Regions from separate parts of the Homo sapiens genome. Here region 2 is linked to region 1. A link is a loop called in an ENCODE intact Hi-C map of the cell type or tissue named here. Cell type or tissue: HepG2. All regions are shown on one strand. Links, peaks and the distances in the headings refer to the core of each region. The heading gives the core; the rest is flanking DNA. Region 1 overlaps GPNMB (glycoprotein nmb). Region 2 overlaps IGF2BP3 (insulin like growth factor 2 mRNA binding protein 3).

Region 1 (11,102 bases), core at 2,867-10,866:
TCCCCACGCTACCCCATGCCATCACCACCCTTTTCCCACTGGGCCAGTTGCACTCAGCACCCCAGGATCCTGGGGATAGCAATAGGCTGACATCCTCTCACTGGTCACAAGAGGGCGCCAGGGACCAAGCCCACGACGGTCCATCATGACGTCTGGGGCTTCTTGTTTTTACAAAATCCTGTTTGTTATAAATTATAAAGTTTTACAATAAGATGTTAGTAATAAAATGAGAGCTTGTTAAATCAAGCATATCTAAGTCAAGACAACACAAGTTATCACTGATTTCGATTATCTCAAAAATGTTTTAAATTACAAAGTTTATGCATGTTCCTTAGTAAAAATTAAAACAATGTAGATGTCTAGAGTAAAAAGCAAAAGTCCCCACTCGTACTCTCCTCCCAAGAGTTAAACCCTGTTAATAATTGGGAGGATTTCTTTCCAGATATTTTTCTATGCATTTATAAACATATACTATATATACACATAAGGTTTGTTTTGGTTGTGTAAATGGGTTCATTTACACAAGAGGGCTATTCATATTGTTTTACAATTTGCTCTTTTTCTAATTTAACAAACATTATAGACATCTTTCCACTGTTAATACATATAAGTCTATCTCACTTTATCCAGTGGCTGCATAGTGTTTCATAGAATGTATGTACTGTCATTTATTTCACCATTCTCTTTTTTTTTTTTTTTTTTTTTTTTTTTTGAGACAGCGTCTTGCTCTAACACCCAGGCTGGAGTGCAGTGGCACAATCTTGGCTCACTGCAACCTCCACCTCCTGGACTCAAGTGATCCTTCTGCCTCAGCCTCCCAAGTGGCTGTGGCTACAGGCATACACAACCACACCCAGCTAATTTTTTTATTTTTTAGTAGAGATGGGGTTTCGCCGTGTTGCCCAGGCTGGTCTCCAACTCTTGAGCACAGGTGATCTACCCACCCCAGCCTTCCAAAGTGCTGGGATTATAAGCGTGAGGCACTGTGCCCGGCCCACCATTCTCTTATTGATGGATGATTAGATTAATCCTAATTCCAACTACAATTATAACTGTATTGAACAACTTTAAATATACAGCTTCATTCTAGTAATCCTTTAGGAGAAGCAATTTTTTTTATCTACAACTATTAATGATCTTCTTTACAAATAAGAGGACCAGGTATAAAATTCAAAATAAATTACAGATGCTTTTAATATTTAAGTTCCAGAATGGTAAAAGACTTAATGTTAGGTTGTTTAATGTTAGTCTACTTTGAATTGCATTTTTATTAAACTAGCTTGTTTTTCTTATAAACTATTTATATCATAGCATGTTTTAAAAATATATTTGAAGCCAATGAAAAGCTATTTAAAATTTCTGTTGTAATTTCTCCCTAGGTGACACCATAAGATATAAACTAGTGGGCCAGGCATGGTGGCTCACATCTGTAATCCCAGCACTTTGGGAGGCCGAGGCAGGTGGATCACCTGAGGTCAGGAGTTCGAGACCAGCCTGGTCAACATGGTGAAACCCCGTCTCTACCGAAAATATAAAAATTAGCCGGGTGTGGTGGAGAGTGTCTGTAATCCCAGCTACTTGGGAGGCTGAGGCAGAAGAATCGCTTGAACCTGGGAGGTGGAGGTTGCAGTGAGCCGAGATCGCGCCATTGCACTCCAGCCTGGGCGACAAGAGAGAAACTCTGTCTCAAAAAAAAAAAAAAAAAAAGATATAAACTAGCAACCCCTACAAGTTAGTTAAGTTTTATTGCGAAGGAAAGCTGCCTGGCTTTATCTAAAGGTGTTAGATCAATCATAATCAACCCCAAAATGCCTTAAACCAGCATCTCTCTTAGGGAGAGCGAGGAGGGACGTTTCTAAAAGGGGTCTCTTCTAGGGAGCATTTCCAGCTGTACAGGCCATATTAAAGGGCTTGGATGACCAAGTATTATATTATTGTTTGGCCAAAAAATATGTTCTCTCTGCTTTGGTAAGTGGCTTCTTAATAATGCACAGCCGAAAATAGAAATCAAATGCAAATGCAGGAGTGAGGCAGAAGCCAGTTGAAGAGGTGACCCAGGTAGATGTGTTTAAATCTGAGGGCAGATGCATGTGTGCTATTTTTAAGTCACGGAATTCTCTTCACTTAGCTAACAGTGCTATTATTTGTTTTTCAGACTTGTGAACAAATCTGAAAAAAAAAAAAAAAACCTTTTGTAAGACTGATGCTAATTACTGTAATACTCTCTCTATATATAAAATAACATCATATCATAGAGAACTTTCCCAGAGAATCAAGAGCTCTCACACCGTTCTCTGGGCAACAGGGACATAAATACCAAATTAAGGATGAAGTTGACCTTCTTTCTCATCTGTCTTTTAAGGTGTGCGTTTCTCTCCATTAGCCCTTGAATCATACCTTGACTTTATAGACACAATGTTTGCGAAGCTCCATATGCTTTTTTATTTTTATTTTTATTTTTTTTTTGAGATAGAGTCTTGCTCTGTTGCCCAGGCTGGAGTGCAGTAGTGCAATCTCAGCTCACTGCAACCTCTGCCTTCTGGGTTCAAGTAATTCTCCTGCTTCGGCCTCCCTAGTAGCCAGCACTACAGGCATGTGAACCACCATGCCCAGATAATTTTTCTTTATTTTTAATGGAGACTAGGTTCCACCATGTTGCCCAGGTTGGTCTCGAACTCCTGACCTCAAGTGATCCACCTACCTCAGCCTCCCAAAGTGCTGGGATTACAGGTGTGAGCCACCATGCCTGGCCTCCATATGCATTTTAAAAGCATTCTATCTAAGGTAGAATCACTGACTTTTATTATTTGGTCATTTTTTAAGAAAATAAGCTTTATTTCATTTTTAGCACTAAAGTATATGCAGAACAAGAGAAGTTTTATTTTAAAATATGCAGGGTCGTGATTCCATGCTCTAACTTGACAACTAAATTCTGCCTGTCAAGAACTTTCAAAAGAAGAAATTTTATGGTTTTCTGGAGAAGAGCTACTGAACTCGAATGGCCTGCACAAACAATCCTATTGCTGTAGAGTAGATCATCTGAATCTCAGGACAGACAGAACGACTGTCTTGTCATTTCCAGAGGACTAATATGAAACTCAAGGGACATTCCCAAGAGGCTGCCACAGTTCTTCCTGCTGGTAAACCACTGCATTCGATCTAACACAGTGTCTGGGCCTTTCTGGCCTTTACCTGAGCAGCATTTCCCAAAGTGTGTGCCATGGAGCAGTCATTTCTAGACCTGTTCTGAGAACTGCTCTGAGAAATCTGCTTTGGGCACAGGAAAATCACAGGGATGTTCACCCGCTGACGATTCTGAGAAGCCCTGGGGAAATCTCCCAGCCTGCTTCACTCACATGTCACTAAGTTAGAGATGCAGCTCTTATGAGGCTTTGATGTCCTTCCCCAAGACTGAGTCTACTTCACATGTCTTTTGAAATTAAAAAGAAGATTGTATTTTCAGTATCGTTATTTTCTTTCTAGATTTTTTATCTTGCTAAAGGAGCAGCGATGTCTTAATTAGAGCCTGTTAAATTGTAACTAATAGGGCATTAGATTCTTTGCTCTAATTATATTCAAGGCTTATTTTTCAAAAATGTCTTGTATTCCCTCCTTTCCTTCCTCACATCTCTGCTCATCACAGTAAGACTTTTAGAATTTAAGCTTTGGAGCTGTGAGACATCCAAACAGGGAAAGAATGATCTTTTCCCATATTACTGAAAGAAAGAAACTGTGATTTATTAAGTACTCCCTCTGCAGCAGTGATGAGCAGCAGGTTTTATATACTTTATCTCATTTAAGTTTCATAGTTCAGCCCCCAGAGGACAGCAGGTATTGTTCTTATTTTACAGATGAGCAAATAGAGGCAAAAACAGATTAAATGATGTGCCTGTGGTCTCAAACAGCTAAAAACAAGGGAAGCTGGAATTTGAGCCCAGAATACCTGCTTCCAAAATTAAAATATAACTGCATCTAGTATGGCCAGGTTTATTTCTTCATGACCATTGTATCACACATTTTAATACAGTTTCAACCTTTTTTTGAGACGGAGTCTCGCTCTGTCACCCAGGCTGGAGTACAGTGGCGCCATCTCGGCTCACTGCAAGCTCCGCCTCCCAGTTTCACGCCATTCTCCTGCCTCAGCCTCCTGAGTAGCTGGGACTACAGGCGCCCACCACCACACCTGGCTAATTTTTTGTATTTTTTAGTAGAGGCGGGGTTTCACCATGTTAGTCAGGATGGGCTCGATCTCCTGACCTCATGATCTGCCCCCCTCGGCCTCCCAAAGTGCTGGGATTACAGGCATGAGCCACTGCACCCGGCCAGTTTCAACGTCTTATTTGCTTCTTGTGTTCACACAAAATGTGGGATTATGCTTCCTTACATAATTTAGCAATTATAATACCTTATAGCTCTCACATCTGTGTAAATTATGACACATTTAGTTCAAATTTCTATAGCAATTTCATAGTATAGTGTTCCTGATATTTTTCTAAAAAGCAAATGGCAAATGTTTAGATTTTTTATTATATCACATGTATCTTTTATGTTCGTAGCAACTACTCTAAAATCTTATGATTCAAACACCCCAGGACCTGCTGGTGACAACCCCCTGGAGCTGAGTAGGATTCCTGATGAAAACTGCCAGATTAACAGATATGGCCACTTTCAAGCCACCATCACAATTGTAGGTAAGGCTGAAGATGATGACCAGTGAGGAAGGATGCTAGACTCCACCTAGGGTCACCCACTCTCTCTGCTAACTCTGAAGGGGTAGAGGTAGGTGGTAAGGGCACCCCTCTGCTTGTCTAAGATGACACCACACATGCAAGAGCAAAGACCCCATTCATTTCTAGATTCCCACCTGCCTCCCCGGCCTTCCTTCCACATCCTGGTGGAAACAAGCCTTCTGTGAAGGCCGCATGCTAATGAGCCTGCCCTGGGCCTGTATCCCGCCTCTGCAGCCCAGCCATCTGAATGGGGTATGTAGGGTAAAGGAAGGCTAGCATCGAGTTCCTACAACTTCCACTGTCTTCCCCTAGTTAATTTTCACAAAGTCAGACTTGTATGTGAAAAGGGGAAAGAGCAGGCCACCACACATGGCTGTGCATTTGGGCACAGCCCTAAGGCATACAACAGAGAAGACAGAGGGGAACTGAAGCCCAACCTGTGCTCACCAGTTCTGGGAGTGAGGATGGAGGTGGAAGCCCAAGCAGTGTCCCCTGAGTCCAAGCCACTTGAGAAGCTGGCCAAGGCCTGAGCCTGGGGCTGCGTCTACCCAGGATTACCTTTTCCTGAAACACTTTCCAAGATGGAGTGCTACTTTCTGATGCACACAAAGGCTCTAGGAACAAAAATCTAGGCTGGACTGAAAAACAGTTCAGTTTGACTTTGGAAATGCTGCATGGATATGTATCCTAAGCTATGGGGGTAGATTGCCAGATCTGATGTGTTTCTGTATGGCAAGAGGGCTGTCTTCCTTTTTTAATTTTTTTCACTTTCTGATGTCTTAAGAGCTGTACCTTAGTCCATTCAGGCTTCTATAACAGAATTCCATAGACTGGGTGGCTTATAAACCAACAGCAGGAATTTATTTCTCGTAGTTCTAAAGGCTGGGAAGTCCAAGTTCAAGGTACCAGCACATTCGGTGGCTGGTGAGGACTCACTTCCTGGTTCATAGATGGCAGATAGCAGTCTTCTTGCTGTGTCCTCATGTGGTGGAAGAGGCAAAAGGGCTCTCTGGGGTCACTTTCATAAGGGCATTAATCTCACACATGAAGGCTTCACCCTCATGACCTAACTACCTCCCAAAGACCCCCCTCCTAATGCTATCACCTTGGGGGTTTCAACATATGAATTTCGGAGGGACACAAACATTCAATCTATACCAGAGTGATTGTTTGGCTTTGTTTGATTTCTGTTGTATTTTGATGTGTTTTTCTCTGGGGGTTATTTTGTTAGAGGGAATCTTAGAGGTTAACATCATCCAGATGACAGACGTCCTGATGCCGGTGCCATGGCCTGAAAGCTCCCTAATAGACTTTGTCGTGACCTGCCAAGGGAGGTGAGTATATTATCTCCGACAGAGGCATGGGTGGGTCAACTGAGGACCTCAAGTCTGAACAAAGGCATTGACCACCAGTTACCCCTTTTAAGTTGATTTGAATTCCTATTGATTTGAATTCCTATTTACTGGTAACCCTAGACAGGAAGGTCCCTAGGAGGTGCTATCAAGCACACACATGTTTTGCTACAGTTGAGCAATTGAGAAAGCTTTAACAATTAAGTTGAATAATAATTATGATAACTGTTTGAACACTTAACTGAATTTTTTAACACCTTATACCTGTTCTCATATTGAATCCTCACAACAATCGTATGAGCCTCCCCATTTTGCAGATGAGGCAACTGAGGCCACCAGTGATCACAAAACTTGCCTACCAATGGAATGCTGGTGGCCAGGAGAGAGCAGCTCACAGGAGTGCTCTTAAGCTCCCAGGTAGTTGTCTATGCTAACATTAATAGCAACGCCTGATAATCCTCTCTCTTTAGAATTTACAAAGCTCTTTCCAATGCATTATATAATTTGGTTTCCTATGATTTGGTCATGACCATATGTAATAAACTAAATATAAATGAATGAATATATAAATACTATATCGATTAACTAAATATACATTAGCAAATCATTTGCATATAATATATAAATTACCTGATTAAAATATATGTGTGTGTAGATACATAAATTAATCAGGAGAATGAAGTGGTATGAAGATGTGGCCTTATTTGGTAGAAGAGAAGAGCTAAGAAGCTCTCCACCTTGGGGAGAGGACCAGAATGAGGGTGAGGGTGGCAGAAAACAGTGAAAGCTGACCCAGGGAGTGAAGCTGCTGCGAGAGGCCTGGCTGGTGAGAAGGGGGACTGTCCCCATCCCAGGCCCCGCCCCATGAGTCCAGCATCAGAGCCTGGTCTCTCCATCTAAGAAGGCTGCCATGAGATAGCGGTCAGGACAGCAATGGCAGGTAGCCCAGCATCAAGGACAGATGAGTCAAACCTCTTCTGTTCAAGTCCCAGCTCCACCCCTGGCTGCTTGTATGACCTGGACTCGTTAATCTCTCTCCCTGATTTGTCATCTGTTAAACTGGGGTAATGTTACTTTCTTCAAAAAGCTATTGAGAGAGGCTGGGTGCTGTGGCTCATACCTGTAATTTCAGCACTTTGGGAGGCTGAGGCGGTTGATCACCTGAAGTCAGGAGTTTGAGACCAGCCTGGCCAACATGGTGAAACCCCATCTCTACTAAAAATACAAAAATTAGCCAGGAGTGGTGGCAGGTGCCTGTAATCCCAGCTACTCGGGAGGCTGAAGCAGGAGAATCTCTTGAACCTAGGAGGCAGAGGTTGCAGTGAGCCAAGATCATGCCATTGCACTCCAGCCTGGGCAACAAGAGCAAAACTCTGTCTCAAAACAAACAAACAAACAAAAAAACTATTGAGAGGAATAAGCAAGATCATGTCATATATCTAAAACTCACTCAGAACAAAGGTCTCTGAGGAAAGATAAATAAATAAATAAAATTCAGTGCCCGGCACATAATAAGTCCTGCAAAAACAGCTGCTGCTGTTGCTGTTACACTTCTACAGGAACCTAGGCAGGGCCAACTATGGCATCTAATAATATGTCTGCCTAACACCCAAGCTATCTGCATCTTCGAACATTCTAGGGATGTAGAAGGAATATAGAGGGAGTGAGCTGGGCTTCACGTGGTTTCCATCAGCCCCTTCCCCTGGGGGAGATCTTTTTTTTCTCCTCCACCCCAGGGCCTCACTTTCCTGAGGATGCAGAGAAAGGCATAGCTCAGCGCACAGGCTTGCTTAAGAGCAGATTATAAGACTAACAATTCAGCATCTTATAGTTTGAGTAACAATGAGGTGGAATTCAATTTCATAGAAATGTAATGACTTTCCCTTTGTAAAATGGATCTGACCTTCCTCTCTCCCCTTCTCTGTGCCCTGTGCGCCCTCGCCCACCTCCCCTGTCGCAGCATTCCCACGGAGGTCTGTACCATCATTTCTGACCCCACCTGCGAGATCACCCAGAACACAGTCTGCAGCCCTGTGGATGTGGATGAGATGTGTCTGCTGACTGTGAGACGAACCTTCAATGGGTCTGGGACGTACTGTGTGAACCTCACCCTGGGGGATGACACAAGCCTGGCTCTCACGAGCACCCTGATTTCTGTTCCTGACAGAGGTGAGTTTTGTTTTATGGCCATATGAGCATTTCATACTGCAAGTAAAGTGTGTATCCCATACTAAAGCTATTTAGGCCTTTGTTTTCAATGTTTAATTCTATTTCAGTACAAAATTCATTGAACTCTTATTAATAAGGATCTGAGGACTGGCATTACAATCCAACAGCAAATCTACTTAGGGAAGTGATGAGACATCTGGTGAAATAGTGGCCAAAGAAAAGCCTTTTGATGAAAAAAAATCAGCTGTGATCATGGACCAGTAACAATGGGATATGATCACTGCACGCTTGAATAGATTTGTATTTCAAGGAGAAAGTTTAAAGGCCAATATCAAAAAATAGCAGTGTTCTCCAATGAAACAACAACAAAGGAGAGGCTGATATCACATTTTCATGAAAATCCACCTGAGCAAAGATATGAAGCCTGGAAGAGAAATGAGACACAAGCTGTTCTCCTTGGTCCCTTCTAACTTACCATGCATCCTCTCTTTCCCTTCCCAAACTCTACCGAGCATTACAGAACACAGTAAGAAACCAACTTATTATTCCTCACATGTTCACCAGAAAAACTACTCTCTTCCCTCTGAATGCTTGGAAAGGTACAATGTTAACAAAGAAGACAAAGGAATTTCATTTAGAAATTTGCATTTACTGGTAGCATCCAACTTCCCCCAACCTCCAAATTAGGGCTCTACCCTAATGGCCCTAGCTGACTGTCACTGATAATCAACTTTGTTGTAAGATATTACTTGTGGCTTAGAAGAAGTGCTACGTGGTAGGATGAAAGGGAAAGACTAAGTTGTGTACATATTACAGCAGCAGTCCCCAACCTTTCTGACATCAGGGACCTGTTTTGTGGAAGACAGTTTTTCCGTGTAACGGGGATGGTGGGGGATGGTTTCGGGATGAAACTGTTCTACCTCAGATCATCAGGCATTAGTTAGAGTCTCATAAGGAGCATGCAACCTAGCTCTCTCGCATGTGCAGTTCACAATAAGGTTTGCACTCCTATGAGAATGTAATGTTGCCACTGAGATGACAGGAGGCAGAGCTTGGGCGATAATGCTCAGTCGTTTGCTGCTCACCTCCTGCTGTGTGGCCCAGTTCCTAACAGACTGAGGACCCGTACCAGTACTGGCCATCGGTCTGGGGGTGGGGGACCCCTGCGTTAAAGCACTTACTTCACTCCTTAATTGGAGTATTGTCAGGTACAATCTAATAGCTCATTCACTTATAACTCCTTTGAACTTGAAGCCTATCTCATAAGGTAATATGTTCTTAAACATGTATTTCCAGCTACAAAAACAAACAAACAAACAAACAAAAACACATATTTCCAGCTGGGCGCGGTGGCTCACGCCTGTAATCCCAGCACTTTGGGAGGCCAAGGTGGGCAGATCACTTGAGATCAGGAGTTCCAGGCCAGCCTGGCCAACATAGTGAAACCCCATCTCTACTAAAAATACAAAAATTAGCCAGGCATGGTGGTGGGCGCCTGTAGTCCCAGCTACTCGGGAGGCTGAGGTAGGAGAATAATTTGAACCCTGGAGGCAGAGGTTGCAGTGAGCTGAGATGAAGACACTGCACTCCAGCCTGGCCAACAGAGTGAGACTCCATCTCAAACAAACAAACACAACAAAAAAAACTAAAAAAAAAATTTTCTCATTAATAATATAAATGGCAGTTTTAATCCCATTAAAAGAAGAGATTTAATCCCATTAAAAGAAAATAATCATACATCTAATTATTTGCGTGAGGGCTTATTGTTGGTGATATCCAAGGTGCAGATTTAAAAGCAAAACCAACGATGCAAGGGTGCCCTGCTTCCTGCCCAGGAAGGTGGATCAGGGCCTGGGTGGAGAGCCGGGGAGGGTGGGAACTGGAGAAGGGAGCCAAAACCTCTGCATCCAAGTGGCCATGGACTCGGATGCAGTCACCATCAGAAGCTGCTAATGTTATTCCTTCAGTGCTGCCACAGCTCAAAGTTTGTTTAGAATTACCTTTAGAGTCTTAATTCATTCTATTAAGCTTCCTCTGCACTGGCAAACCACTGATCTCTTATGTGAATTAGATGTTTTAGACATTTGCTTTCCTTTAATTCTTCTTGTAGTGAGTGATAACTTTAGGTGGGACCTGAGTCATTTTCAAAAGCCAAATAAAGAAAGCTCAGAATGCCAGGCACAGTGGAACATACCTGTAGTCCCAGCTACTCAGGAGGCTGGGGCGGGAGGATCCCTTGAGCCCAGAAGTCCAGCCTGGGCAGCACAGCAAAACCCTGTCTGAAAGAGAGAGAGAGAGAAAGAGAGAGAAAAAGAGAGAGAGAAAGAGAGAGAGAGTGAGAAAGAGAAAATGAATGCTCAGAAGGAAAGGTTTTAATTCAGTGGGGATTGCAGCTTAATAGCTTGGGTTTCAAAGGCAGAATTTCAGAAATAGATCATTCTTCAAAGCAAACCTATAGACTTTAGTTGAAGTGACTTTTATGTATCGATTCAATGGATATTCATGAAGCACCTGCAATTCTTTCAACAAATATCCCTGAGCATCTACTCCATGCTCAGCACAGTTCTAGGCAGAAGATACAGTTCTAGATCGAGTAGAAACCAAGACAAAGAAGTCCCTGCTTCTGTGAGCAGTGACAGATGTTACATGGAAAACTTTAAAGGTGGTGATCTTTTTTTTTTTTTTTGAGGCAAGGTCTTGCTCTGTCACCCAGGCTGCAGTGCAGTAGGGTAATCATGGCTCACTGCAGCCTCGACCTCCCGGGCTCAAGCAATCCTTGACTTCTGCCTCCTGAGTAGCTGGCACCACAGGCATGCGCCACCATGCCAGGCTAATTTTTTAATTTTTTGTA
Region 2 (11,961 bases), core at 1,690-9,689, 65 kb after region 1:
CTCCTGACCTCAGGTGATCCACTGCGCCTGGCCCTTAACTACTTTTTTTAAACAACTTTAAGCCTTTGGTTTCCTCTGAAGAAAATATTTTTAACAAAAACACTCCAGAAATAACAAAAGGGCTGGTTCTTTGAATATAAGGAATAACTTTTGCCTATTTTCCAATAAAATTGAAATGGGAAAGGATAACTGGACAAGAGAAAAATTAAAGTACAACAATGTGCTAACAAATCTGAAAATAGCAAGAATTTGTCTAGGAATTACCAAGGTTAATCACAAAAACTTATACATGACCAAGTAATTTAGACCTCTACAATCAACTACCTACCTAACCTAAAGTAAGTGCTATACCCAAACAGCTTCAGTACTTCGTTCTTTCAAGCCAAATGCTCAAGAAGAATGACAGAAGCCCAGTGAAAAGACAGACATGGAAAACCAGAAAGGTCAGGCAGACATATTCTATGAGTAAAAAAAATGTAGTAAAAATTTAAAACAAGAGCCGGGCGCGGTGGCTCATGCCTGTAATCCCAGCACTTTGGCAGGCTGAGGCAGGAGGATCACGAGGTCCGGAGATCGAGACCATCCTGGCTAACACCGTGAAACCCCGTCTCTGCTAAAAAAGAAATACAAAAATTAGCTGGGTGTGGTGGCGGGCACCTGTAGTCCCAGCTACTCGGGAGGCTGAGGCAGGAGAATGGCATGAACCCGGAAGGTGGAGCTTGCAGTGAGCAGAGATCACGCCATTGCACTCCAGCCTGGGCGACAGAGCAAGACTCCGTCTCAAAAAAAAAAAAAATTAAAACAAGGAATGGATACAATAAATAACATCCTAATTTGCTTTTTTACCTTAACTTGGATATCTTTTTTCACTCAAACGTCCCTACTGCATTTTGACAAGAGTATTCCCTCAAATAGATATACCACAGTTGATTTACCTCACCTACAGTGTGTGTGCATAGTTTCCAACTTCAATGTTTCAATAAAATCTTTGTACATAAAATTTGTGCCCTGTTTGAATACCTCTACTGCAACACGTTCTTAGAAGTAGAACTGCTGAGTCAAAAGGGCCTGAACATTTAAAATTGGTAAATATTAAATTCCCATACAAAAAGGCCCCTGCTCAGTCTATGGAATTCTAGTTATTCCATTCCAGTAGGACTCCAGTTAATACATTTATGATACCTTTGAATACTGCCTTTGTTTTCACATAAGAGTAGTGGAGATGGGTAAAAAGCATGCTGAGATAAAAATTCAGGTTGAGGCAAAAATAACTTTGACAAGGGTGAGTGTATGCAGCAGCCATGTGGCAAGATCAGTTTGGGTCTCCTCTGTGTGAGGTGCTGTGCATGACCTCATTTGTACCCCACAACAGATCCAATTTCTAGAAACTAACAACATTCTCATTTTAGAATTGAAAAAACTGAGCCAGAGAGGTTAAGTTATTTGCCTGAAGTCACACACCACCTGGTGGAGCCACGATTCAAACCTGGGTTTCTCTATCTCCTAAGCCAGATTCATAAACCAGTATGAAGCTCTCAATGGGTATAGATATGCTTTAAAATACAGCCAGAGCTGCCAGGCACGGTGGCTCACGCCTGTAATCCCAGCACTTTGGGAAGGCCGAGGTGGGCAGATCACAAGGTCAGGAGTTCGACACCAGCCTGGCCAACATAGTAAAACCCCATCTCCACTGAAAATACAAAAAATAAGCCAGGCATGGTGGCAGGCACCTGTAATCCCAGCTACTCGAGAGGCTGAGGCAGGAGAATGGCTTGAACCTGGGAGGCGGAGGCTACAGTGAGCAGAGATCACACCATTGCACTCCAGCCCGGGTGACAGTACAAGACTCTGTCTCAAAAAAATAAAATAAAATAATGTATAATATTTATACAATATATATTTATATAATATTTATATTATATATATATTTCTCTAGAGCTGTCAAAAATATACATGAAAGCTTTAAAGAAAAGTGCCCACTAGAACTGTCACTCGAGGGGCTGCCTTCCCCTCTCCTCTCACAAGTCCCTTGATTGGCCTTGGTATGACTTCCTGTGAGTCAAAAGAAATTTCTTTTGCGTAGTTGGCAAAAGCTTAAACCTATGATCATCAAAATGCTAAAAAGGGCATCCAGAGACAGTCAGTTATTTTTATTTTGAAAAATAGGGGTGGACTGAAGATTAAGAACTGAAAGCAACAACTGAAAGCAAGCAATGTTGGCCGGGCTGGTCTTGAACTCCTGACCTCAGGTGATCCGCCCGCCTTGGCCTCCCAGAGTGCTGGAATTACTCAGGTAGTTCTTTATAGCGGTGTGAAAACAGACTAATATATACTAGACATACGGTCTAGAATCATACATTGCTTTTTCTTGTTTTTTCTGAGACGGAGTCTTGCTCTTTTGCCCAGGCTGGAGTGCAGTGGCACAATCTCGGCTCACTGCAACTGCAACCTCCGCCTTCCAAGTTCAAGCTATTCTCCTGCCTCAGCCTCCCGAATAGCTGGAATTACAGGTGCACACCACCATGCCCGGCTAATTTTTGTATTTTTTAGTAGAGATGGGGTTTTACCATGTTGGCCAGGCTGGTCTCAAATGCCTGACCTCAAGTGATCCGCCCACCTCAGCCTCCCAAAGTGTTGGGATTACAGGCATGAGCCACTGCGCCCGGCTGCTTTATTTTTCATAAAAGTGAAAGGCATGATTTATACTAAGATGATTTCTTCCTTTCTTTAATAAATTTATTGACCATAAAATACATGTACTACCATGATGATTTGGGACCATGATGATTTGGAACTGTCTGTCAATTTTAAAAGTTTGTGCTCTTTGACTTAGAAGTTCTATTACATAAATTCTTAGAAGTATTTGTACCAAGGCACAGAAGTTTATGTTTAAAAATTTGATTGCATCATTACATGAATTAGTGAAAAATGGAAAACTGAACTTTCTGAAAATCTTTATAAAGCACCTTCAGATATAGCTAAATAACTGTCAGGTGAAGATAAAGGAATTGAAACTTTTAAGTTGCAAAGTATCTTAAACGTGCATAAGATGGGTGTGTACAGATGAGACAGAGTGAGACTCTGTCTCAAAAACAAAAACAAAAAACAAACAAAAAAAGAACTACCCAAGAATGGGTAATTTATAAAGAAAAGGAGTTTAGACTCACCCCTGTAATCCTAACACTTTGGAAGGCCAAGGTGGGTGGATCACCTGAGGTCAGGAGTTCGAGACCAACCTGGGCAACATGGTGAAACCCCGTCTCTACTGAAAATACAAAAATTAGCTGGGCGTGGTGGCGTGTGCCTGTAGTCCCAGCTACTCGGGAGGCTGAGGCAGGAGAACTGCTTGAACCTGGGAGGCAGAGGTTGCAGTGAGCTGAGATTGTGCCACTGCACTCCAGCCTGGGTGACAGAGCGAAACTGTCTCAGAAAAAAAAAAAAAAGAAAAAAAAAAGGAGTTTAATTGACTCAGTTGGCTGGGCAGGCCTCAAAAAACTTACAATCGTGGCGGAAGACAAATGGGTAACAAGGTACGTCTTACTTGGCGGCAGGAGGGAGAGAGAGAGAGTAAGGGATGGGGCAAGTGTCACACCTTTAAACCCTTAGATTTCATGAGAACTCACTATCACAAGAACAGCAAGGGGGAAATCCGCCCCCATGATCCAATCACCTCCCACTGACAAGTGGGAATTACAATTCAAGATGAGATTTGGGTGGGGACACAGCCAAACCATATCAACTAGTTTCCTACAAATGAAAATCACTTAAACTCTATTGTCTCTTCCTTTATATCTTCAATCCCCATCATGTACCTCTTATTTATGTAAGAGTTAACCCAAAATTCAATTCATCATCTCTAATCACCCACCCATCTCTAATCATTTGTTTCTTCAGCACCTGTATAAACAGATGTACTAAATTTGTACCATATTGTTTACAACTTGGCAAAGTTCTCTGGCATACTCCATGTTTTCTAGGATAATGTAACACACTGCAAGTATTAATATAGCTGTTAGCTAAATGAAATCTCCCTTCTGGCTATTCAGCATTTTTAGAACACATACATCAGAAGAAGACTTGCCTTCCTACTAAACTATTATGTGGAGATTTGTGTTAGGGGCCTGTCCTGCACAGCTTGGCCAGATCACTTCTGTTTCTCTTCACCAACAAAGAACACAAAATAAAATTATTTCATTCTTCACTATTTAAGTCAGAAGAACAGCATCTCTCTTTGGAAGATACTATATAACTCACAGCCCCCAGTGTGTCACACAATTACCATGTGTCATTTATCCCTTTATGGCCTTTTTTATTTTATAACTGGATAGACCAAGTGAATTAATGCCAACACTGACTATCAACTGTGCTCAATGTTAGCATTACTTCATCATTCTGGTCCTTGTATCAAGACCATTAAGTTAATCTTGACCATTTTAAAAAAAATTAAGGGTGGGATCTAAATATTTTATCTCACTAAGAATGTCCGTATTATGTTCTTCTGAACAATATACTTGGGGGAAGCTGGTGGTGATAAAGACCTTTTCAATGGTCAAACTAAACCTAATGTGTAACTTTCCCAGATTTACCCCACAGTATTTTGTCATGACTGTGTAATTATTTGTTTCCTGGGCTTTGTTCCAAAAAGAATTTTATGCTGCTTATAAAATACACATAATCTGTAAAGATAAAACAAAGGAGGTGAAGAAATAAGAGCATAGGGAACTGAACACTCAAGATAAGATGAAGCCAAAAATGCTGTTATACAAATCTGGCTTTAAGCTTCCTCGCAGCTAATTTTTTAAAAAGTTAGTTGCATGATTTCCCATGACTATGAGAGAAAAACTATTCATTTACTTATTAAAAAATGACTATTCCTGGTACTGGTTTCAGAGAGCAATTCCTAAATATCCCCAGAGAACACTAATGTAGCAGCATCCTCCTCAGAGTGAAAGCCTGGCCCGAACATGCATGTGTCTTAGCCTGGAACACGTCCAAGGCTGCTGTTGTGAGAAACAAAAACAAAGTTATCTTTCTGACATAGTGATGAAGGGCTGTCCATGTTCTTGTTTTGCTGATGAGAAATAACAAACCCAAAATGAAGCTTAAGCATAAACTTAAGAGAAATGTTGTGTGAAGCTTTGGAAAAGGAATAGTGGCCAGTAGATAAGGGTCAAAAGGACCAAAATGTAACAGAAAAAAAGGGCACATACATGAAGAATCAATGTGTAGACTTTAAAATGTCCTATCCTGGAATGAAAACAGAAGCAACAGAACTTGTCAAATAGAAGCAGCAGAGTTAGAAGCAAACTAAGTGTTTTTCCACACCAGGAGATGCTGCCCTAGAATGACAGACAATGATGTGTGCTGTTGGCAATCATGTCTTGAAGAAAAGTTGACTCATCAGATGTCTGAGGCTTGGTGAAGACATTTCTGAACGTCGTCCAATTCCCTTTGCTCCAATTTCCTATCCATGAAGCATCTTCTTAACCAAAGATTACTTTTCAAGAAAATTTTCCTCTGGGAATGTAAGGCAGCTCACATAAATATGCTGTCAACTTTTGCCAATCATTAAATTGGCTCTCTGGTACACTTCATTCTTATATGGGATTCAGAATAAGCCATGAGCCGGGTGCTGTGGTTCACGCCTGTACTCCCAGCACTTTGGAAGGCTGAGGCGGGCGGATCCCTTGAGGTCAGGAGTTCGAGACCAGCTGGGCTGATATGATGAAACCCCATCTCTACTAAAAGTACAAAAATTAGCTGGGCACGTGACTGTAATTCCAGCTACTCAGGAGGCTGAGGCAGGAGAATCGCTCGAATCTGGGAGGTGGAGGTTACAGTGAGCCAAGATCATGACACTGCACTCCAGAGCCTGGGCAACAGAGCGAGACTCTGTCTCAAAAAATAAAAAAGAAAAGAAATCGAGACTAAAATAAGCCTATGCTAGAACAAGCCTGTGTCAGGATTTGGACACCCCAAATAGGCAGATAATTTAAATTTTTACTTGCAAAACTCAGCAGGCAGAGCAAAAGTTATAAGCCTTTTTCACCTGAATTTAAGTCTATGAGACCTAGGTTGGAAAAGGCCCATTAGCGTTACCCAGTCTTGTTACACATTCCTTCCATTTAAGTTAAGGTCTAGTTGCATTGTCTGAACCTTTTCTTGGATACATTCTTTGGGACTGAAGGATGTTCACAGGACATAAGCTGCTTCCCAATGGATTTGTGCCAGATGCCTATCGGCAAAACTTCCTTTGGACTTCTTGGCAGACTCTCAACTACGGCTTGAAATAACAGAAGAACAAAGCTGCTCAACTGAAAGTTTGCATAACTGGTGAAGTCTGCCAATGAGTAATTCCTAATCATCTATCGTGAAGACATACAAGTATGAGCAAACAGTAAGGTTAAGTGTATTTACTTTGTGGGGGACAAAATCTAAGACATCACAAAGGCATGGAGACATGCATGTCAGCCAACATGATCAGCCTCCAGGTACCTGGAAGGATGCCACGGTTTCCCTTTGGCTTGTAAAATAGATACTCCTGGGTTTTTTTGTTGTTGTTTTTAAATGGATTTTGGTCTGGAACTGAAACTAAGTTTACTCAACTCCATGACCTGAACAAAATATTGAAGTCTTTAACATTAAAAAAAAAAAAAAAAAAAAAAAGGCAAAGAAAGTTTTTCACCATAACTAGATAACCAAGGCTTCTCAGAGATAATAAATGTGCACAGTGAGTTACTTACTTAGAAATTGTTTACCAACAAAAGAGTTGCACCCACTGTGAGAAATCTTAAGGAGGAAGACTAAGAGACTCCCTGAAACACTCATCTGATTTAAAAAATTCCTTCCAACTCATAATTTTTTTTTTTTTGGACAAGGTCTCACTCTGTCACCCAGGCTGGAGTGCAGTGGCTCAATCACGGATCACTGCAGCCTTGACCTCCCTGGGCTCAGGTGATCTTCCTACTTTAGCCTTCCAAGTAGCTGGGATAGGCAAAGGCCACCACCCCCGGCTAATCTAAAAAAGTTTTTTTTTTTTTGTAGAGACAGAGTTCTCCCTATGTTGCCCAGCCTGATCTCAAGCAATCCTCTTACCTTGGCCTCCCAAAGTGCTGGGATTACAGGCATAAACCACCGCGCCTGGCCCTTTGTTTCTTAAAGAGTACCTTAAGCCTAAAAAAGTGCTAATCTCTCTTGCCTCTTTCATAAGCAGAAAGCTAGCCATTTTAAGATTACACTATCATTTTGGAGACTTCTGAGAAGACTCCAAAGAGGCTATCAAAACTGAAGCCAGCAGCCCTTGGGATTACTTCTGCCAATCCAACTGTATGCTGCCAAGACCATCCAGCTAAGGCGACACGCACTATGCCAATTCCAGCTCTTGCTCTGCTTCACTAGCTGCCAATTCCTTCTTCCCTACTGTTTGAGCATTTCTGAAAGGCGCGTTTCCTGTCATTTATAAACTCGAAGTTTGCCAGTTAAGTACTGTACGAGCCAGCTGCTAGGCAGGAACTAGAGACTTTTTGTCTGTTGGAAGAACCAACTCTTTGGCTCTGGGGAGACTCAACCTGGCAAGTTCTGGGAAGAAGAGAATATTGTGGGGGAACTAGTAGGCAAAGTTCTAGAATGGAATAGAGGCAAGGGATTTATCCAAAGAAGAGATGCATCATTTCTACTTTCATGCTACAAAGCAGGAATGAGAAAACATGAGTAGAGAAATGCAACAATTCTAAAAGAAAAAGGAAGTAGTATATATTAAAAAAAAAAAATTATTTGAAACATTTAGCCATCAAAACCTACTTCTTGACAGGCAATATACATTTAAAATAAAAGCAGAAGTTCACTGTTAACCTACAAGACATCAAGGATAAACACGATCTTAGTACGTAATCTGTGATAGCTTCAAAGGAACAGCAAGCTTCTCATCAGCAAGTATAGATACCAGAATGCAGTTCAGGAACAGTTTAAAAGTGCTGAGAGCAAAATGCCCGTCCATCTTTAACTTTCTAAACCATTTTTTTTTTTTTTTAAATAACATCATAGACCCTCACAAACATAAAACAGTATGTTCTTTTTTTCTCTTCTTTTTTTTTGAGACAGAGTCTTGCTTAGTCACCCAGGCGGGAGTGCAGTGGCACGATCTCGGCTCATTGCAACCTCCACCTCCTCGGCTCATCGCAACGCCTGGTTGTTATCATTGCTTCTTTTTGGCTTCATTTTTCTTGCTAAAGAATAGGCCGGCTGCAGTGGCTCACGTCTGTAATCCCAGCACTTTGGGAGGCCGAGATGGGTGGATCACTTGAGGTCAGGAATTCGAGACCAGCCTGGCAAACATGGTAAAACCCTGTCTCTAATAAAAATACAAAAATTAACCAGGCATGGTGCTGCGCACTTGTAATCCCAGCTACTCGGGAGGCTGAGGTATGAGAATCACTTGAACCCAGGATGCGGAGTTTGCAGTGAACCGAGATTGCGCCACCACACTCCACCCTGGGTGACAGGGCAAGACTCTGTCTCCAAAAGAAAAAAAAAAAAGAAGCAATGATAAGCAAAGAAACTGGTAAAGCTTTGGGAAATTTACTGCCTTTAAAAACAATAGTTTATTTGTATTTCAAAAAGTGGTGACCACTAGGTACACAAAATAGTTAAGTATTAGTGATTTCGGTTTAGAAAAAGAACAAAGTCTAAAAATAGTGAAGGCAAAGCTATTCCAACTGAGTACTTGCAACCACCCCCCACCCCCTGCAACTTGAAGTTATATACTCAAACAACACTTGTTAAAGAATTGTTCCCCTGAACATTAAGCCAGAAAATTGCCTAGCAGCTGTTTGAAAGTAGAATTTACTCTAATTGTATCCAGGGACAATATGATTTTCTGAATAATGGTGTTTTCTCTTTATTTAGATGAAAATAACCACAGGAATGGGAATCTGGAATATGGAATTTTCTCCTCCAGAATTTAGATTCTGCTTTTTGAGAGAACTTAAAAGCTTGCTTCCTCTCTTCCAGGCTCTGGGAGGCTCCTTTAACAGGCAATAGTGCCAAATCCAGTGAAGCAGACAAATAGCTGTCCCCAACATGTATTTTCCTTTAGTAACAGATCCTGTGTTTAATGGGCACATTGCTGCCCTCACACAGGGATTGTCTCCCAGCTTCTCTTGCAGCTAGACACAGCCAGTGGTATGTTCTGGCCAACATGAGGCAAACAGAAGTATGAAAAGCTATCCTCAGGCAGTGTCCTTAAATAAGGATGCTGCCAATTTTGATCCTTTATCCTTTTTTCAGTTTGAAATGAGGTCTCACCACATTGCCCAGGCTGGACTGAAATTCCTGGGCTCAAGCAATCCTCCCACCTCCGCCTCCCCAGTAGCTGGGACTACAGGTGTCTGTCACCACATCCAGCAATCCTTTATCCTTCTTGTTGGCTGGAAACAGACCCAATAGTTGGAGCTTGAGCAGTTATCCTGGGCCAGGGAATGGCACACAAGGCAGATAGAAGCACCAGTCCTGAAGGATATGGTGGAACCACTTCCAGCCTTGGATTGTCTACCCTTGAACTCTTCTCATGAAAAAGGAAAACGAATTTAAGCCATTTTTTTTTCTAGTAACAATACATACCCAAACCTAATCCTGATACATGTAGTATGCCAAAATAGAGTTAGAAGGGTAAAAACAGACATAACGGCAACATCCCACAGAGGTTTTTGGCATGATATTTCCTACGAGTTGGGATGGCAGGTGGTCCAGAGAGAAAGAGGTGAGTTTTTTTTCACTCTTCAAAGCATAGAACAAGGTAGAAAAAGGGATATACACAACTAGTATGTATTTGTGCTTATCCTGAACTTTTTCTCCCTTGCAATTGGTACTGATAGAAACTGTTCTTTTCAACATTGAAGCGCCCCTCCAAAGACTAGTAAACATTCTTTGTAGAACAGAAGTTCTTAGCTGGGCGTGATGGTGTGTGCCTGTAGTCCCAGCTACTTGGGAGTCAGAGGTGGGAGGATCACTTGCACCCAGGAGTTCAATTCCAGCCTGGGCAACATAGTGAGTCCCCATCTCTTGAAAAGAACAGTTCCTGACAATAAACGGGTAGCATAAAACTCCTGATGACCTTTATGAAACTACACATTTTTGAGCTTCCACCTGCTCCCACTGAGATTTTTATTTATTTAAGTGGGACACAAGTTCTTAACTAATCAAACAGTTGTTGTTAGCCTTGGCTACACATTGGAGTCATCTCGGGAGCTTTCAAAATTGATACCTTTGCCTCACCCCTACCCCCAGGGATTTTCATTCAAATTGTCTGGGATAATTATAATTTAAGTATGGGAAAAACATTTTTTTCCCCTTAAGGCAGGGAATAATTAATGCTGAACTTTACAGATTGTCAATCAATGTAAAATAAGAAATAAAAACAGTAATATATGATTTAGGGAAATATATGATTTGGATAAATGATTTAGGAAAATATTCAGTTATAAAGTTGAGAACTCCATTGTATCACTGCCTGGAACACATGTAGAATAAAATATCCACTGGAATTCTGCAAAGAACACAGATTGTTAAGACTGTCCATGTTGTTGTATTCCTTTAAGAATGCGAATTTCCTTTGCCTGTCCTTGAAACCACCAGACTGTTACATCTTTGCAGCTCTTGCCCTGTGGCAGTGTTTTTACTGTTGGCAGCTTCTGCAACTTCTGTTCTCATTTGCTCCTTCTAATTGCACCTATTTGATTTAGCTTAAATGACAGGAGAAGCAAGATGACCTATTCCAGTGACATCTTCCTTACATTTACTCTTGGCTCAACTTTTATTTAAGTAAACATCACCGACCTCCTCCTCCCATTCTTAAAACAAAACTGCCACTGATTTAAGTCATTCAGACATTTAAGACTGTAGAAGTGCTGGAGAAATATAAGTTCTTAATATGATCTCACTTCTCTCAAAGCATTCTTAATTTTTCTAACATAGGAACCTGATACACAGAACTATACCATAAGTCAGAAAAATGACTAAATCCAGAGAATATGCAGTCTTATCTACATATTTTAAAAATAGTTACCTACAAGTTCACTCTAGGAATTTTGGCTACTGAAGCATCCATGTAAGTGTAAAAGACTGATGTCCAAGAATGTTCTATTCTGTGATCACTTGTAATGTGAAAAGCTTTGTTGATTGGAACATGTCACCAGTATAGAGAGAAAAAAAGAGTTAAAGGGACACCTCAGTTTACAAACTGGGAATGAAACAGAGAGGTTAAGCAACCCACCCAGAGAGAAAGCTAATTTAGGGGAACCAGCAGAAATGTGGGTTAGATGCGAGCTTTCCTAGCACAGAGTTACGTCACATGATCAGCTCATTGTACCTTTTAGTAAGTGTCATTTTATACAGAAGTGTTGGGGACACACCTGCCCTAAACCAATCCTATGACACACACATAAACTAGTGGACATGTTCAAAGTTAAGTCCCTAGATGTACTCTCAGATTCCTATTTTAGGCTCATTCTCCCCTATTCCTCCTTAAACCTTTCATATTATTTAATTCTGTAGAAACTAGAAATGTGTGACCTTAAAGGCTTTAGACACAATTCTTATAGTTCAGGTTTTTTTTATTATACAGGTGAGAAAACAAATCCAGAGCCAAGGAGTCTGACCTTCAGTGACACAAAATTGTGTCAGAGGCAGTGGGCCAGACCTGGGCTCTGACTCCAGGGTTCTTTCTACCAGTCCCCTTTAGCATCAAAGTAAAAACATGCCAGCCACTTCAGGGGGCACGTAATGAATCTATGCACACTTCACTTGTAGCTGAAATTTTGATGGCTATCATTCTGTTACATGATTTCCAGGCCAAAACATACTAGAAACGGCAGGTGAATTGCAGGGGAGACAAGATGCTGCTGACAGTAAAGGCAGAAACACACACGGCAGGAGGGCAACTGCTTAGAACCCCAATCAGTTTGG

What was found. A loop is a pair of places that touch in the nucleus more often than their neighbours do. Peaks named below come from ENCODE experiments on the same cell type or tissue, not always from the same donor. Only the 100,000 strongest peaks of a DNase experiment are listed, where the experiment ranks them.
Region 2: a loop joins it to region 1, with 8 times the contacts of the local background. A loop is called at or near these places in 6 of 110 quality-filtered maps.

What each region holds. Positions count from the first base shown.
Region 1 is chr7:23,261,925-23,273,026 of GRCh38, forward strand. It overlaps GPNMB (glycoprotein nmb), which reads left to right. Exons shown (of 11, transcript NM_002510.3): 7 at 4,593-4,691; 8 at 5,962-6,064; 9 at 8,043-8,251. Among named protein-coding and RNA genes, the nearest start is that of GPNMB, 21 kb to the left of the region's middle. RefSeq lists a silencer at 9,744-9,948. In HepG2, for the core only: no CTCF peak of the experiment used is centred there; a DNase peak (open chromatin) is centred at 7,047; H3K27me3 peaks cover 735 bases.
Region 2 is chr7:23,328,431-23,340,391 of GRCh38, forward strand. All of the region lies in intron 10 of IGF2BP3 (insulin like growth factor 2 mRNA binding protein 3), which reads right to left. Among named protein-coding and RNA genes, the nearest start is that of MALSU1, 35 kb to the left of the region's middle. RefSeq lists a silencer at 7,240-7,534. In HepG2, for the core only: no CTCF peak of the experiment used is centred there; DNase peaks (open chromatin) are centred at 6,381 and 8,601.